Linked DNA regions of Homo sapiens: region 1 is linked to region 2. Evidence: read pairs that join two places in POLR2A ChIA-PET (ENCODE). Cell type or tissue: MCF 10A. All regions are shown on one strand. Each heading gives the region's core, and the rest is flanking DNA. Links, peaks and the distances in the headings are about the cores only.

The links. ChIA-PET counts read pairs that join two places held together with the same protein. Peaks named below come from ENCODE experiments on the same cell type or tissue, not always from the same donor. Only the 100,000 strongest peaks of a DNase experiment are listed, where the experiment ranks them.
Region 1: POLR2A ChIA-PET joins it to region 2 with 6 read pairs; 3 of 35 experiments call an interaction of 5 or more read pairs at or near these places.

What each region holds. Positions count from the first base shown.
Region 1 is chr13:21,364,588-21,368,587 of GRCh38, forward strand. It overlaps the pseudogene MIPEPP3. Among named protein-coding and RNA genes, the nearest start is that of LINC00539, 22 kb to the left of the region's middle. In MCF 10A, for the core only: no CTCF peak of the experiment used is centred there; no DNase peak of the experiment used is centred there.
Region 2 is chr13:21,433,291-21,438,995 of GRCh38, forward strand. The region is part of intron 1 of ZDHHC20 (zDHHC palmitoyltransferase 20); the gene reads right to left. Among named protein-coding and RNA genes, the nearest start is that of ZDHHC20, 23 kb to the right of the region's middle. In MCF 10A, for the core only: no CTCF peak of the experiment used is centred there; a DNase peak (open chromatin) is centred at 2,751.

The DNA.
Region 1 (4,000 bases), core at 1-4,000, 69 kb before region 2:
CAGCCCCATGGGAGGCACAGACCCGATGGGGAGGCCTGGTGGACAGCACAGGAGAACTCAGCCAGCCACGTTCGTTGAGCTCTTATTGCAACCCCAGCCCCAGGCTACGCCCTGAAAGGGTTTGAGAAGAGACAGAGGCGGATGATCCAGACTTAGCCTCCTGAAGAATGGATGAGCAAGTGCTTACCTGTGTTTTAAGGGTCCCCAGGATCTGTTTTAATTAAGGATGATAAGGCACACAGACACAAAAATGACTCTCATGAAGAAGAAGCTTATTCTGCTCATACATTCCTAGAAACAGGAGGCCCAGCACAGCACACGGGGCCTCATAGGAGACACTGGGCCAGTCAGGAACAGAGGGAGACGGAGGAACTGTGGGCTGGAGCCTTTTTATGGTTTCCACGGGAGGAGTGGGTGAGCGGAGCACACAGGCTTAGGATTGTCTAGTTTAATTTCAGGGCTCTGGGGCAGATGACTATCCCTAATGTCTGGCAATGGCCCTGGGGTGACTAAAGCAGGTGGATGGATAGTAGCCCTCGTGTGAGAGCCTGATAGGGAAGGTGGGGCAGTCCCCCCAGAGTCAGCAATGCCCCAGATGTCAAAGTATCATGAATGAATAGAGAAAAGTAAAGACATGGGTAGTTCAGTGCCTGAACACCCATCAGGGCAGAGGTCTGCCCTAGGCAGTGGATGTCCAAGAAAGCACAATAATGCTCACATATTTAAAACATAAGTCATATCCACGATAATACATTTTTGGGATGATAAACCAATGTTAACCTCATCCAAAACTTCCCTCACAGACATGTCCGGAATAATGTTTGACCCAATACGTGGGCACCCAGTGGCCCAGCCAAGATGACATGTTAAATTGTCCATCACACTATCTTAATGTTTCACAGTTTCCTGGAGCTTAAAACGTCAGATATTGACCTCAGTACCTCCCCCGTCTCTCAGCACAAAACCCTGCACACTCTGCCTTCTACAACACATCTCAGACCCATGCCCACCTCTCAGCCCCACCAGGCCTGGCTTGCTTTGGGTCTCATGACATCCTGAGTTCCAACCACTGCCTGTGTGGCCTCAGGCCAGCAGCATTTCCTCCCTGCACTTTTCCCCACATGACACCTTTCTGTCTCTCTGATGTCAGGCTCTTGCCTAAAATCTGTCTGCGGTCTCCTCTCAGGGTGAAATTTCCACTCATGAGCCTGTCACGGAGGCCTACCTAACAGAGCCCTGACCTGCCCCTCCAGGCCCATTTTATCTTCCGCCCCAGGAGCCACCTGCAGATCTGAACACCTCTGGCCTCTTTCTACCTCTGTGCTGCACCTTCCTTCCCCTCTGTCTGCCTCCTCCCTCGACTAACCCCAGACCCACTAAACACTCACAGCCATGTGAACTGAACTCACCACACACATATCTCATTTCTACGGTGTGTGTTTGAAAGTTCCCCCTTTGCCTTCCTTTGATACTCCAGTAGGTAGGAGGAGTATCTCATTACTGTTGGTAGCAGTGGTATTTTGGGACCCCCCAGTTGGCTTCCACTGACAACACTTCTGCTGGGCGGGGGAGGGGTGCCTCATTACTGCTCCCCATGTGGTCTCTAATGTCACCATGGGAGGTGTGAGGCCTCATTATCGCTGGATGGTGATAAAAATTCCCATTTTCCACGTAGTCTTCTCTGATACCACCTATGTGGTTTGAATGATGGTGGCCCCTCCAAAATTCGTGTTGAACCTTAATCCCCACTGTGGTAGTATTAAGCGGCGGGGCCTTTTGGAAAGTTATTAAGTCATGAGGACTCTTCCCTCATGAATGTATTAGGGCCCTTATAAAAAAGGTTTGCTGAAGTGGCTTTGTGCCTGTAATACTGCATCAATTTATGCCACCATAATCATACTCTGAGAAGGAATTAGTGAATAAACTTTCCCTACCTTGTTTACAAAGATAATATGTAGTTGTTGTAGCAAATTTAAACAAAAAAAGAAAGTAAAATTACCCTAATGTCTACCAACCAGAAAACACTACTGTTGATATTTTGGTATACATCCTCCCAGGTTTCCATATATACATAGTGATTGTTCATATATAGGGAATTACACTATTCATTCAGAAAGTATTGACCGCCTAGTATGTGTCTGGCACTGTTTTAGTCACTAGGAATGTAATGGTAAATGAGACAGTGTTAGCTGGGCGCAGTGGCTCACACCTGTAATCCCAGCACTTTGGTAGGCCAAGGCAGGCAGATCGCTTAAGCCCGGGAGTTCAAGGCCAGTGAGGGCAACATGGTGGAACCCCTTCTCTACAAAAAATACAAAAAATTATCTGGGCCTGATGGTGTGCACCTGTGGCCCCAGCTACTCAGGAGGCTGAGGTGGGAGGATTGCTTGAGCCTAGGAGGTGGAGGCTGCAGTGAGCTGTGATTGTGCTGCTGCACTCCAGCATGGGTGACAGAGTGAGACTCTGTCTCAAAAAAGAGTGTGTACACAGCCAGAGCCATATAAAATACAGGCACAGATCACTCTGCACCTGTCATCTAAAAAGACACATCTGGCTGGGCGCAGGGGCTCACCAGCACTTTGGGAGGCCCAGGTGGGCTGATCACCTGAGGTCAGGAGTTTGAGACCAGGCTGGCTAACATGGTGAGACCCTGTCTCTATTAAAAATACAAAAAATTAGCCGGGCATGGTGGTGCATGCCTGTAATCCCAGCTACACGGGAGGCTGATGCAGAAGAATTGCTTGAATCCGGTAGGTGAAGGTCTCAGTGAGCCAAGATTGCGCCACTGCACTCCAGCCTGGGCAACAGAGTGAGACTCCATCTCAAACGAAAAAAAGAAAGAGAAAAAAAAAAAGACACATCTGTAGAAACCTACCCTAGTGCTGCCTCTCCCTCCCACTCACAAACCCAGGAATAAGTACTGAATGAACAATCCCACCTACAAAATAGTATTTCATTTGTTAAAATAATTAGAGATATTTATAACATGTATTATTCTACTAGCTGTACTTTATCATGTGTCATCACCTCCGAACACCCAGAAGCCTAAGGTGTTTCAAAACAAGGGACTTAATTTCATCCACTAGCAACACAGCTGTGTTAAGTGGAACTACAGTATAATCTGGAGTGTTTTCTAAAAACAAATAGAACCATTCCTTTTATGCTTTTCTGATTTCTCCAGTAAAGCGTTCATTAATGAGTTACAGCTCAAAGAGATGGCTTAAGAACATCAGTTGGCCTGGTGCAGTGGCTCACGCCTGTAATCCCAGCACTTTGGGAGGCCGAGGCAGGCGGATCATGAGGTCAGGAGATCAAGACCATCCTGGTTAACATGGTGAAACCCCGTCTCTACTAAAAATACAAAAAAAAAAATTAGCCAGGTGCTGTGGTGACGGGTACCTGTAGTCCCAGCTACTCAGGAGGCTGAGGCAGGAGAATGGCATGAACCTGGGAGGCGGAGCTTGCAGTGAGCCGAGATCACGCCACTGCACTCCAGCCTGGGTGAAAGAGCGAGACTCCGTCTCAAAAAAAAAAAAAAAAAAAAAACCATCAGTTGGAGAGAGTCCTTCCTCCTTTACAAATGCTGCCAAAGGACATTGGGTTTTGAATTTAACAACCCAAAAATGTGTCAAAAATGTCACTTTTTGTGGGGGAGGAGCAGGGCTTCCTGTTTGCTACTATAGAGACTGGTGTGGAATGCATGGAGCTGCTAACATAGGGGTTGCTTAACTATGGCCTGTGGGCCAACTCCAGTTCACCATCTCATTTTTAAAAATTTGTCACAAACATCTTCACTTCAAAATACCTAGTACTAGATATTAAAATATGGACTTAATATATCCACTCTACACACAGCTGTTTGTAGAATGAAGTGCACATTGGGGATAATGGCTATAATCCGAATATGGACATTTTGGTTCAGAACACTTCCCAATGGGCAAAGTACAGATATGTTATACTACAGAGGTAGATTACAAATTTCATTTCTAGAAGCAATGTT
Region 2 (5,705 bases), core at 692-4,691:
TTTTAAACTCATCTTATTGATTTCCTTAAAAAAATACTCAAACAAGGCCAGGCATGGTGGCTCATGCCTGTAATCCCAGCACTTTGGGAGGCTGAGGCGGGCGGATCATGAGGTCAGGAGATCGAGACCATCCTGGCTAACACAGTAAAACTCCATCTCTACTAAAAATACAAAAAATTAGCCGGGCGTGGTGGCGGGTGCCTGTAGTCCCAGCTACTCAGGAGGGTGAGGTAGGAGAATGGCGTGAACCCAGAAGGCGGAGCTTGCAGTGAGCCGAGATCACTCCACTGCACTCCAGCCTGGGTGACAGAGCAAGACTCCATCTGGTGGGGGTGGGAGGCGGGAATTCACAAACAAAAATCTGCCTGGTTTTGTTTTTTGTTTGTTTGTTCTGGGAGATCCAGTGCTGGCTGATGCCTGGATTTTGACTGGCTGAACTTACAGATCAACTTGGGGAGAAGTAATGTCTTTGAAATATTGTCTTACAGCCCATGACCATGGCGTAGCTCTCCATTTTAGATTTTCTCTATCACACAGAATCTTGCACATATTTTATTAGACTTATCCCTAAAATATTTCATGTTTTTGATGCTATTATAAACAGCATTTCTAAAAATTCCAATTTTAATTACTCATTGCTATAGAATAGTATTTAGAAATATGTTTTAGTTTTTTTATTGACCTTGTATGCTGGCTCAATTCACTTTTCGGTTCTAGTAGCTTGTTTGCAGTTTCTTTGGGATTTTCTACATAAATGACTAGTCTGGTAATCAACAGGGTTTGTTTTCCTTTCCTACGTGTGTGTGTGTGTGTGTCTGTGTGTCTGTGTGTGTGCGTGCACACCATTTTAAAAGGAAGATTAAATACCTGATAAGTTGATACCGATATTTCCAATTAAAATTAAAGTCTACAGGGTTTTTACTTAACATCTTCTATCTCACATTTGTATCTCCTTTTTCCATTGAGAATTCTGGTTCTCAAGGACACAAGGGATGAAGAATTAGAATACCCCATATTGCTTACCCAATAATCTCGAGATAATGACAATAACACTGCCAGTAATATGATTACTTAAAAGTTTGAATAATTTTTTCATATATTCTCTCTCCATTCTCTAGTAGTTGTGCTGAATCAAAATTGTTAAAGCATATAGTATCCATTACAAACATTATTCCTCATTTAGTCTTAGTCTTGGGTCCACAAGAAAATAAATATTTAATGTTCATATTAGAGTTTAATTTGTATCTCTGCAGTCAATTTGGTTGTCTGAAGCTCATTGTCATTCTCTAGCAAACTAGTTTTGCTACAGATACTGTTCATGTTCTGTTTTTATGCAGTGATTTGGAGTGACTCAAAAATAATGTACTATTACCACCATCTTCCCTAAATCCATATGATGATGACTTTTTGAAAAGATCAGGCCAGATGTCTTGTGAAATGTCCTACAAATTCTAGAAATCGCTACCCATTAGCACACAGAGACATCCTTTTTTTTTTTTTAAAGCATTGCACAATATTCCGTTGTGTGGATATTCCAGTTATACAATCAGCCTTCTATTGATGGGCATCTGTGTTGTCGCCAATCCTTTGCCACTACAATGTTGCAATAAATAACCTTGTGCATGTGTTGTTTATTTGTGGAAGTTTATCTTCAGTGTAGATTCCTAACAGTGGGATTACTGAACCAAAAGTAAATCTGTCCACCATGTCTTTAGCTTTTTGCAAAAACCCTTTTATACGGGTTGTACCATTTTATACTTCTACCAGCAATGAATGAAACTGACTGTTTCTCTGCAGTCTACTCAATGAAGTTTTCAATCTTTTGGTATGGCAGGATAATTTTACCTCGTATTTATCTTATAAGTGAGGGTCAGTATCTTTTCTTATGCTTATGTGTCATTTTCATTTTTTTTTTCCTGTGAAACATCTGCTTACTTTTTTGTTTGTTTGTTTTTTCTATTGTGCTTGGTGATTCTGAGATGTTAGAGGCTTTCCTCATTGCCTTAAGATCATCCACCCATATTTTCTTCTAATGCTTGAATGTTTCCATTTTTTATATTCATTCTTGGTCCCTGTTGAAATGACCAATTCCAGGGGCAGGAAAAGTATCAAACAATGCTGAAATATATTGCCAGAAAGAAAGGAAGTACTAAAAAAACAATAAGGACACATCAAAGCACACAGAAACAAGATGGAAACTGGCTCCTACTGGCCAAATCTGGGACAAATTGAACAATAAAATACGTGTTAGATTATAATTCACAAAATAGAATTTGCCGGTGCATGCTGATATATGTGAGTGAATCAATAAATAAGTAAATGGGAGAAGGATAATCTCTTCCATACAGTAGAATTCTAACTAGTAAATGTAGAAGAAATCATGGAATTAGAAAACCACCATTTGGCAACCAGGACAGTAATAACTGTTTCAAGCAAGAATTCTCAATAGATGCTAAAAGGAGTAAGTGAAAGTAATAACAAACAGATTATTCACAGGGTTTCAAAATGTCTCCCAATAAGAAATGACTCAGGTTGGGTTCTCTGGAATCAGATGCTAAGACAGAGTTTGGGGTGCAATGTATTTACTAGGGACCAGCATATGTGAAAGGAAGGGGGAAGAGGTATAATTGGGCTAAGGGAGCAATCTCACTGCAATATAGTCCTGGCTTCAGCAACCGGCAGGGAGCTCTGAAGTGGGCAGTTCCACCCCATCTCACTCAGGCATTGTGTGCAAGCTGCACCAGGAAGGGTGTGACCTTGGGTGATATGAGTCATGCAGAAAGTGCTGGAAGCTATCTGCTGACTGCACTGACCAAAACTGAGCAACAAGTCCTTCCTCAAAAAGGAATCCGTGTGATGTGGTGGTCTAATAGAATATTAATTACAAAGAAAAACTGTACCTTTATAGAATGGAGAAACATAGCACACACTACCTTGGGTGTTGATCAACATTAATGGTCCCCAAAATGTTATAATGACACAGCATTACTTCTGTGACATTCTTGCTGAAAATACATATAGGCACATCTCATAAGGTGCTTTGATTTATTGTGCTTTGCAGACATTATGTTTTTTACAAATCGAAGGTTGTGGCAACCCTGCATTAAGCAAGTCTATCTGTGCTATTTTTCCAACACTTTGTGCTCACTTTGTGTCTCCGTGTCACATTTTGGTTAATTCTCACAGTATTTCAACCTTTTTCATTATCATAATATCTGCTCTGGTGCTCTGTGATCAGTGATCTGTGACGTTACTATTGTAATTGTTTTGGAGTACCACCAACTGCATCCATATACGATGGAAAACTTAATAAATGTGGTGTTTCTACCACTCCACTGACCAGACATTCCTCTATCTCTCTCCGTCTCCTTGGGCCTCCCTATTTCCGGAGACACAACAATACTGCAATCAAGCCAATTAATAATCCTACAATGGCCTCTAAGTGTTCAGGTGAAAGGAAGAGTCACACACCTGTCACTTTAGATCAACAGCTAGAAATGACTAAGCTTAGTGAGAAAGACATGTTAAAAACCAAGACAGGATAAACGCTAGGCCTCTTGGGCCAAAGTTAGCCAAGTTGTGAATGCCAAGGAAAAGTTCTTGAAGAAAATTAAAAGTACTACTCCAGTGGAGTGGCACTAACTTTGGCCCACGTTGTGTACGTGTACCCTAGAACTTAAAGTATAATAAAAAAAATTAATTTTAAAAAAAGTACTACTCCAGTGAATAGATGAATAAGAAAGTGCAATGAGGCTGATACAAAAAAAGTTTGAGTTTTCTAGACAGAGAGCCAAACCAGCCACAAACATTCCCTTAAGCCAAAGCCTAACTCAGAGCAAAGTCCTAACTCTCTTTAATTTTGTGAAGGCTGAGAGAGATGAGAAAGCTGCAGGAAAAAAGTCTTAAGCTAGCAGAAGTTGATTTATGAGGTTTAAGGAAATAAGCCATCTCCATAACACAAAAGTACAGGACGAAGCAGCAAGTTTTTATGTAAAAGCTGCAGCAAGTTATTCAGAAGATCTAGCTGAGATAATTGATGAAGGTAGCTATATTAGTCCATTTTCACACTGTGAAATTTGGGTGGGGACACAGAGCCACGCCATATCAGTGGCTACACTAAATAACAGATGCTCGCTGCAGATGAAACAGTCTTTTATTGGAAGAAGAGGTCACCTAGAACTTTCCTAGCCAGAGAGAGGAAGTCAATGTCCAGCTTCAAAGAATAGGGAGACTCTTCTCAGGAGCCAATGTAGCTGGGGACTTTAAGTTGAAGCCAATGCTCATTTACCGTTCCAAAAACCCTAGGGCTCTGAAGAATTATGCTAAATCCACTCTGCCTATGCTCTAGAAATGGAACAACAAAACCTGGGTGACAGCACATCTGTTTACAGTATGCTTTACTGAATTTTTTTTTTTTTTGAGATGGAGTCTCACACTGTCGCCCAGGCTGGAGTGCAGTGGCACAATCTCAGCTCACTGCCACCTCCACCTCCCGGGTTCACGCCATTCTCCTGCCTCAGCCTCCTAAGTAGGTAGGACTACAGGCGCCCGCCACCACGCCTGGCTAATTTTTTGTATTTTTAGTAGAGATGGGGTTTCACCATGTTAGCCAGGATGGTCTCGATCTCCTGACCTCGTGATCTGCCCGCCTCGGCCTCCCAAAATTCTGGGATTACAGGCGTGAGCCACCGCACCCAGCGGCTTTATTGAATATTTTAAGCCCACTGTTGAGACCTACTGCTCAGAAAAAAGATTCCTTTCAAAATATTACTGCTCATTGAAAATGCACTTTGAAACCCAAGGACTCTGATGGAGATGTACAAGGAGATTCATGTTGTTTTTATGCCTGCTAACACATCTATTCTGCAGCCCATGGATCAAGGAGTCATTTCAACTTTCAAGCCTTATTATTTATTTAAGAAATACATTTCATAAGGCTATCGATGCCACAGTGATTCCTCTGATGGATCTAGGCAAACTACATTGATCACCTTCTGGAAAGGATTCATCATTTCTAGATGCCATTAAGAACACTCGTTTTTCATGGGAGGAGGTCAAAATATCAACATTAACAGGACTACAGAAGAAGCTGATTCCAGTCCAAGATCATGGATGACACTAAACAGTTCAAGACTTCAGTGGAGGAAGGGACTGCAGATGTGGTGAAAACAGCAAGAGAAGTAGAATAAGAAACAGAGCCTGAAGATGTGATGGAATTGCTGCAACCTCATGATAAAACTTGAACAGACGAGGAGTTGCTTTGTATGGAAGAGAAAAGAAAATGGTTTTTTTGACATGGCATCTATACCTGGTGAAGATACTGTGAACACTGATGAAATGACAAAAACCATTTAGAATATTACATAAACTTAGTTGATAAAGTATCAGCAGGGTTTGAGAGGACTGATACCAATTTCTGAAAGAAGTTCTACTGTGAGTAAAATGCTGTCAAACAGCATCACATGCTACAGAAAAATATTGTGAAAGGAAGAGTCAACAGATGCGGCAAACTTCGTTCTTGTCGTTTTGAGAAATTGCCACAGCTACCCCAGCCTTCAGCAACAACCTCCCTGATCAGTCAGCAGCCATCATCATCGAGGCAAGACCTTTCACCAGCAAAAAGATCAAGACTTGCTGAAGGCTTAGGTGACTGCTAATTGCTAGCATTTTTTTAGCAAAAAGTATTTTTTAAAGACACAATGCTA